2 separate regions of the Homo sapiens genome follow, and region 1 is linked to region 2. A link is a contact called in ENCODE Hi-C or POLR2A ChIA-PET data. All regions are on one chromosome and are shown on one strand. The core of a region is the stretch at or near the end of the contact, and the rest is flanking DNA. Distances in the headings are between cores, read along the strand shown.

Region 1 (3,461 bases), core at 884-3,383, 2.6 Mb after region 2:
ATTCTGTAGGGCCCTTGTAATATTTCACCATCTCCCTTGTCATCTGATACACTGAAGCAACACTTTTAACCAATTTCTATTTTCATAGAATTCAGCTGTTTGCTACCTCTGCTCCTGCAGTATCCTGCAGCCAGTAGTTACAAGCACCTGGAAGGTTGGACAGGGAATACAAGAGAAGACTCTAAGACTTCTCTTAGAAGTCATAGAGTCCAGTAAACCACATTATGGAATCTGGACTACCCTAAGGGTAATAGTAGTCACTGGAAGATTTTAAGTAAGACAGTGTCATGATCAGATAGATGTTCTCAAAAGAACTTTCTGGCTGTTGTGGTGGGTAATATTAGAGTAAGAAAGAGGTAGAGAGGTGTGGTTAGTAGCCAACAGCACTGCTCTATGCTAGGGGTCAGCCGACTACACTCCGTTTTTCTGTGGCTCATGAGCTAAGAATACAAATGGTTTTTAAAATGTTTAAATAGTTGAAAATATGTAAAGATTCGTGTCATGTAAAAATTAAGGCTGTTTTCAAGCTCCAAACCTGAGTAGTAAGTCAGAACCATATGGTCGGCCAAGCTTATATTATTAACTATTTGGCTCTCACAGAAAAAGGTTCCTACCCCTTGCTCTAAGCAATTGGTGATGATGGCCTACAGTAGTGACAGTAGGAATGAAAAGACTCTGAATTGACATTTAGAGGGTTTAGGACTGACTCAAGAACGCCTTTAGGAGGTGGAACTCACAGGCCTAGACGGCATTGGTAGGGGTAAGGAATACTGCATTAGCCTCCTAACTGCTTTCTCTACTTCCATTCCTTGCCCCTCTGCAACCCATTCTCCACTCCGCAGCCATTTTTAAAAAGATGCCCCTCCCTACTTATGACTCTAAAATTGCTCTTCTCACTCTTCCCCTCAGGATATATTTCCAATTAAATATACCTAAGTGACTGCCCACCTCTGCAACCCAATGTCACATTCGAGTCTTACTGAACTACTTGACTGCATTTCCCGAGATCTCACCTCTTCTCGCCTGTACCCTGTGCGCGGAAAGTCAGCCCTCCACCTTCTCCCTGCTTCCACTCCCAAAATACTTCGTGGTTTTGCAGCTCTGGAGTATTTACCGTGTTGGCTGTTTAAATTTCTGCCTCCATCAGAAGGCAGAAACTGACTCGCGAACTATTCCATCCCCAGCCGATAGTAGACGCTTAAAAAAGAACGAAAGAAGGTGGGTGGAGGACTTCAGTAACATCAGGTGGCAGCCTCAATTTTATCGTTTGTGAAACGTGGATAGTAATCCCTCTATCACGTGGCTGTTGCAGGAATAAAGTGAAAAAACAAAACAGGCTAGCTTGTTCAATAAATGTGAGTTGAATTAAATCTGATTTGTGGTCAGTAGAAAAAGATGTGAATACTTGGAAAGGAAGACACATTTTTTTAAATATATGCCTGGTAAAACGGATCAGAAGGCAGGTCCCCATGGAGCACACCCTCGCCCTAAACATGCTGAACCCGGGCTGCCATAGCCTGCGTGGTCCCTCCAAGGTGACTGCTCCGACAAAAGGGTACGCTCTTCAAACGCATACGTTTAAGGCAATTCCAGAAACCCTCGGCTGTGCCGCGACTACACGGCCATTAAAGAAAAGACGACTCTATGCCCGCCGTAATGTTCTCAGATCACAGGGACCGTATTTGGAGCTGGGAGGGAGGGAAGCCTTTTCTTCACGGGGGGCTAAGGCGTCTTCGAGCCCCCTTCCAATCCCGGGTCCGGCCGGGTAATCCCTGCCCAGCGTTCGGGCGTGCCTTTTTTTCAGCCGAGACACAACCCTGAACGTGGGGCCCGCCAGCCCGGCGGCTGCCTCGTGGAAGTCACGTTCCTTCTGCCCGTCCTCTCGGGTACTCTATGGTTTTCGTGGCCGACTACTCTAATTCTAGTTCCGGTCTCTATGGCGGCCGGCGGAGGCAGGAACGGTTGTAGGTCGACTGAATTAGCCGCCAAAGGTCCAATGAGAATGGAGGACTGATAAAATATTAGCCAATAGAAGCTAGGGATTGGGGTCAGGTGGGCAGATTGACAGTACCACTGGCCAGTGAACAACGCCTAGGGCGGGTCGCTCGTAGGGCTTATCCCGCCTGTCCCGCCATTCTCGCTAGTTCGATCGGTAGCGGGAGCGGAGAGCGGACCCCAGAGAGCCCTGAGCAGCCCCACCGCCGCCGCCGGCCTAGTTACCATCACACCCCGGGAGGAGCCGCAGCTGCCGCAGCCGGCCCCAGTCACCATCACCGCAACCATGAGCAGCGAGGCCGAGACCCAGCAGCCGCCCGCCGCCCCCCCCGCCGCCCCCGCCCTCAGCGCCGCCGACACCAAGCCCGGCACTACGGGCAGCGGCGCAGGGAGCGGTGGCCCGGGCGGCCTCACATCGGCGGCGCCTGCCGGCGGGGACAAGAAGGTCATCGGTGAGGACCGGACAGGGACGGGGGTGGGGCCCTCGGGCAGCCCAGCAGCGGAACCGTTAGCCGGAGCTGGGCGAGCCGGCGGGCGCGCGGCCGGTGGGCACCGACTCCGCGGCGCGCGGCCGCCCATCCCCCCCGTCCCCCCCTCACTCCCTCTCGCGGGGACCCGCCCGGCAGGCGCGCGCGCACTGCCTCCCGCGCCCCCTGTGGACCCCGCGCGGCCGCGCGCCCCTCCCCCTGCGGCCGCGCGCCGCCGACCGCGTGTGCGACGGGGTCCCCTCCCCGCCGACCGGCCTCGTGCGCTCGGGCCCGCACGCCGTTGTTCGCGTCACCCCCACCCAGCTCCCTTCCGCGTGTGCTCGGAGGGCGCGGCGCACCGCCTACGCAGGCCGGAGCGGCTTCCCCTTCCCTCACGTGCTCTCCGTCCGCGGCCTGCGCACACACCCATCCTGGGGCCCGCGCCCCGGGCCTGCCCTGGAGCGCCCCGCGCTTCAGACTCACCCACGTGTGCGGCGGCGGCGGCGACTGCGTGGCCCCGCACCCGGGCGGTGGAGAGAAAGGGCTGTCAGGTGGCCGCGGCGGCCGGCGTGCGAGGGACCGGATGCCCAAGCCGGGCGGATTTGGAAAAGGATAGCTGGTAATCGTGGCTTGTTTTGCTTTGTTTTCTTTTCCAGCAACGAAGGTTTTGGGAACAGTAAAATGGTTCAATGTAAGGAACGGATATGGTTTCATCAACAGGTGAGCTGCCGGGCTCTGAAGCCTCCATCCCACCTTCTTGCTTGCTTCCTGCTCTGTCGGCTTCTCGGGGCTTGGGAAGCCCCAATCCACAGCTCTGTTCTGAAAGGCGTTTACTACCTCTGGTGTATTAGTATGATTTTTTGTTGTTGTTGTTTTCCTTGATTAGGGATTAGTGGATCTAGAGAATGCCTTTGTTTTGCAGCTAAATATTAATTTGAAGCTAACTTAAAAGGCTTCGTCACAGTACAAAGCAATTCAAAAGGCAAGCGGAGTGAATGA
Region 2 (3,564 bases), core at 522-3,021:
TGTATGGTCTATGTTCCTTCTGTCTCTAATCCAGAAAGAGATTTAGAATAACTAAATGCAGAGTCAAAGATTATGTCCAAATAAAGTTAGAGTTTGTGTGTGTGTGAGACAGTGTTTTTAGTTAAATGTCAATATTTAAAATATACTATGACTTTTATACCATATTTTTTCATGTTGTCATGTTCTTTTAAACATGCTGGGAGCCATAAAGTTAGGAAGAGGCCCAGTAACCCGTCCAAAGTAACCTGACCAAAGTCTGACCCCTAGTAGAGGGCCTATGCCAGCACTGGAACCCAGTGTCTCCAGATCCAGAGGCATTCACCACCTCAAATCTGCCTCAAATGTCTGCAGTATGGTCTATCACAGGGGCTAATTAAGCTCATGGGATTTAGAGTCAGACAGATGTGTTTCCTTCAAAGTTTCAACAGTTACTTTCTGACCTTGGCAAGTTATTCAGCTTCCTCATTTGAAAACTAGAGGGCATAATGGTACCTACCACCGAGAGTTGCTATTAGGAGTAAATGAAAATACGCTTGAAGAACTCAGCATGGGCCTGGCAAGTAGTCAGCGTGCAGTAAATGGTAGCTGTTATTTTAAGAACTTTATTTGTTGAATGATTGACTCTGGCACATAACGCCTGCATTCAACTTGAAACACGGAGCTGTCACAGTCGTTCAGCTGAAGGGGCGGGAACTGTGGCACTTGCCAATTTTTTCTAGAAATAAATCTTTGTGGGAGGATAATGACCGGTTGGAGAGTGTGAGTCTTGAGGGAACAAAGATCGGATCTCCCGGCCCAAGGAGTACGGAAGCGAAGCCTCCCCTGCGCGCGGCAGCCACCGTGCGTAACCTCCCCTGAACCGAGTAGCAGCCGCCTGAGCCCACCCAGCCCTGGGCGAGGCTGCCTCAGAAGCCGGATTTCAGCAGAGTGGGTGCAGGATCTGCTTTAATTCTGCTCATCTTATTCTCGGGGACCACACCCTGCGCGCCGGGAGGAAGGGCTCCAAAACCACAGGGCGGAGGCTTCCGCGCGGCCCCAGACTTGACCATCTATGGTCACAGAACACACCGACCAAACAGGAAGTGGGGTGAGAGCGGAGGGTTCCCTACCTTCCCAGCCCCGCGACTGCCAGCCGGGCTGGGGCTGACCCACCGCGCCCTCACTGACCCCCACGCCCTGCGCCCAGTCTCCGCAAGTCCTCCCACAACAATGTCCAGACTAATTGCCTTCCCACGTCACAAACGGGGAAACCGAGGTATGCACGCCCAGAGACAGGCGGAGCGTGGCCTCGATCACCACCGAGAGCTGACGGCCGCCCGGATTCCCGCCCTCAGAGAATCCTGGCCCCCAGTCGTTCCAAGACCCTTTACGGACTGCAGCTTAAAGGAACCGGCCTCTGCCATTGAGACCAAACTGACAGAGGAACTGGTCACTCTTCTGTTCTTTCCAGAGAGGAGCTTAGCCAGGGACTTCTGCCCTTCCTGGGCCCGGGCCTCGGGGGCGATTCCGGGTAGGTAAAGCGGAACGAGGGCGTGGCCTCTCTTGTGAGCCCGCCCTCCCCGTGTCGCTCCCGCCTTGAGGGCGGGGCTCTTTCCCAAGTGCCCTCTGTGAGAGCCGGGCCGCTCTCTCCGGGGCGTGGCGAAGAGGGGCGGAGTCACGAGCGGGGCGGTGAGACTTCCTGCCCAGTCGCGGGCCAGCCTAGCGCTTCAGCCGGCGGCTCATTTCCGGTGGGGGCGCCGCGCCCAGTGAGGGCCCGGAAGTGGGTCGCGCGGAGATTGCTGGGCGGTTCTTGCCGGAAGCGGAGAGCGGCTGATCGCAGTCCGGAGGTGAGGCGGAACTCTGAGGTGAGGGTGTGCAGCTTGGTAGGGATTGGGGTCCCTTCCGGGGCCCATCGGCCCCTGGTGGTGTTAATGGCCCTTCTGGCCTACGCGCGTGTCATGAACCCTGCCGAGAGGGCCGGGGCTGAGGCCCTCAGGCCGACCCGGACTCTTGGGCGCGGTCTCTTGAGGTGGGGCCGGGGTGAGCAGCTGAGTCCGGGTGCCCCGGGGAGGCCCCTCTGCCCGATTTCGCAGCGCTGCCCATCAGCTTCAGCGGAGGCCTGATTCCTGAGGTGCTCTGACTGGAAGGAACCTCCGAGATCGGAGAGTCTTCCCTGTCTCCTGTTGATGCTCCCATTGCACTGATAGGTAAATTGATCCCTAGAGAAGAGGCTAGTCTGAGATATATAGCGAGTGAGGAAAAGAATCGGAATCATGATCCTGGTGCCTTAGATAACCAGCCCCAGTTCTTCCCGTGTTGCTCGGAACCTCTCTAACTTGGGATGGTCTTCCGGTCGGTGTTGCCCCGCAGGCTGCTGCAGGTTAAAGGCCAGCGCTGCGTGGAACTTTTTTTTTTCTCTCCTCCCAAATTGAGCCGTTTGAAATGCCTAGGGAGTTTTTAAAAGAAAGGCGGGCACATCCTTGTATTTACAGGCAGATATCCTCCCTTTCCTCCTCGGCTGCTGCTCTTACTTTGACAAGCCAGGCTAACATTGAAGGTATGTACTTCTGGACCTGAAATCAGACGGCTCAGGTTTGGTCTGGCCTCAGTGCTGAGTGTCTGTGGCCATAGGTGCCTTAAACTTCTTTCAGCCTCCTTTTGTTCATCTTTTAAGTGGAGATCTCTGCTGACCCCACAAGATTAAATTCAGCGTAACAAATTGTGTTTATTCTGTGCCAGCATTTTCCCAGATGCGGGGAATGCAGCTTTAAAACAAAACAATGTAGACCCTGCCCGCGTGGAGCTAGCAGTGTTTGCAGGGATGTTTAAGAAGTAATTATAAATGTTGATGAGTGTTAGGAAAGAACAGGGTGCTCTGAAAGTATGTAACAGGGGGTTCAGGAAAAGCCCTTCTGAAGAAGCAGAGTTTTTAAGATGAATTTTGAAGGATAAATAGGAATGCGTTCGAAGAGTGGAATGAGAACATTTGAGACAGGTTAGCATCAGAACTGTGTCAGTTGAAGCTCTTTGTGGGGCTCTCTCTTCAAGAGAAAATCCGGGGGCATATCAGCACATTTATCATTTACCAGACTTTTATTTAATTTATTTATTTGTATTTTTAGTAGAGATGGGGTTTCGCCGTGAAGGCCAGGCTGCTCTCGAACTCCTAACCTCAGGTGATCCCCCCACCTCGGCCTCCCAAAGTGCTGGGATTACGGGCATGATCCACCGTGCCCGGCCCCACCAGACGTTTATTAAGACCTTAATATGTATGAGGCACATTTTAATGAGATAGCCTTTGTGGCAAAGAATACAGTTCTTCTGGAGTTTACAGTGGGAGAGGAAATAGACAAGTAAATGAGGGATGGCTTACAGTGTCATAGTGCATAGCACAGGGCTACAAGAGCACAGTGGAGAAATACCTGAGCCAGGTGCCCAGGGTTCCAGGAGGAAATGGGAGGCTAACTCTTGAAATATTTATTTAGCTACATAGGGAATCCGGAAAAGGGATTTCCAGGCAGAGACTACTACAGGTGCAAGGACCTGGAGAACCGGACAGCTGAAAGACCATGACGAGTTCAGTGT

What was found. Hi-C counts contacts between places; a loop is a spot of excess contacts on that map. ChIA-PET counts read pairs that join two places held with the same protein, here RNA polymerase II (POLR2A). Pooled maps may share reads with other maps.
Region 1: a loop to region 2 is called in a map with no recorded cell type, with 19 times the contacts of the local background. The contact joins the promoter of YBX1 here to the promoter of CAP1 in region 2. A Hi-C loop is called at or near these places in 1 of 37 single-sample maps with no recorded cell type and 9 of 50 pooled maps. POLR2A ChIA-PET finds 5 or more read pairs at or near these places in 1 of 52 experiments (activated CD4-positive, alpha-beta T cell).

Annotation. Positions count from the first base shown.
Region 1 is chr1:42,680,285-42,683,745 of GRCh38, forward strand. YBX1 (Y-box binding protein 1) reads left to right here and starts at 2,134. Exons shown (of 8, transcript NM_004559.5): 1 at 2,134-2,447; 2 at 3,119-3,182. The coding sequence starts at 2,282. It also overlaps a transcript of PPIH not described here. RefSeq lists an enhancer at 1,790-1,839 and silencers at 2,280-2,479, 2,670-2,779, 2,890-3,039.
Region 2 is chr1:40,038,958-40,042,521 of GRCh38, forward strand. CAP1 (cyclase associated actin cytoskeleton regulatory protein 1) reads left to right here and starts at 1,772. Exons shown (of 13, transcript NM_006367.4): 1 at 1,772-1,844. It overlaps LOC105378669 (a long non-coding RNA gene), which reads right to left and starts at 1,489. Exons shown (of 3, transcript XR_001738013.3): 1 at 1-1,489. RefSeq lists enhancers at 790-1,423, 1,392-1,461, 1,424-2,058, 1,712-1,911, 1,982-2,071.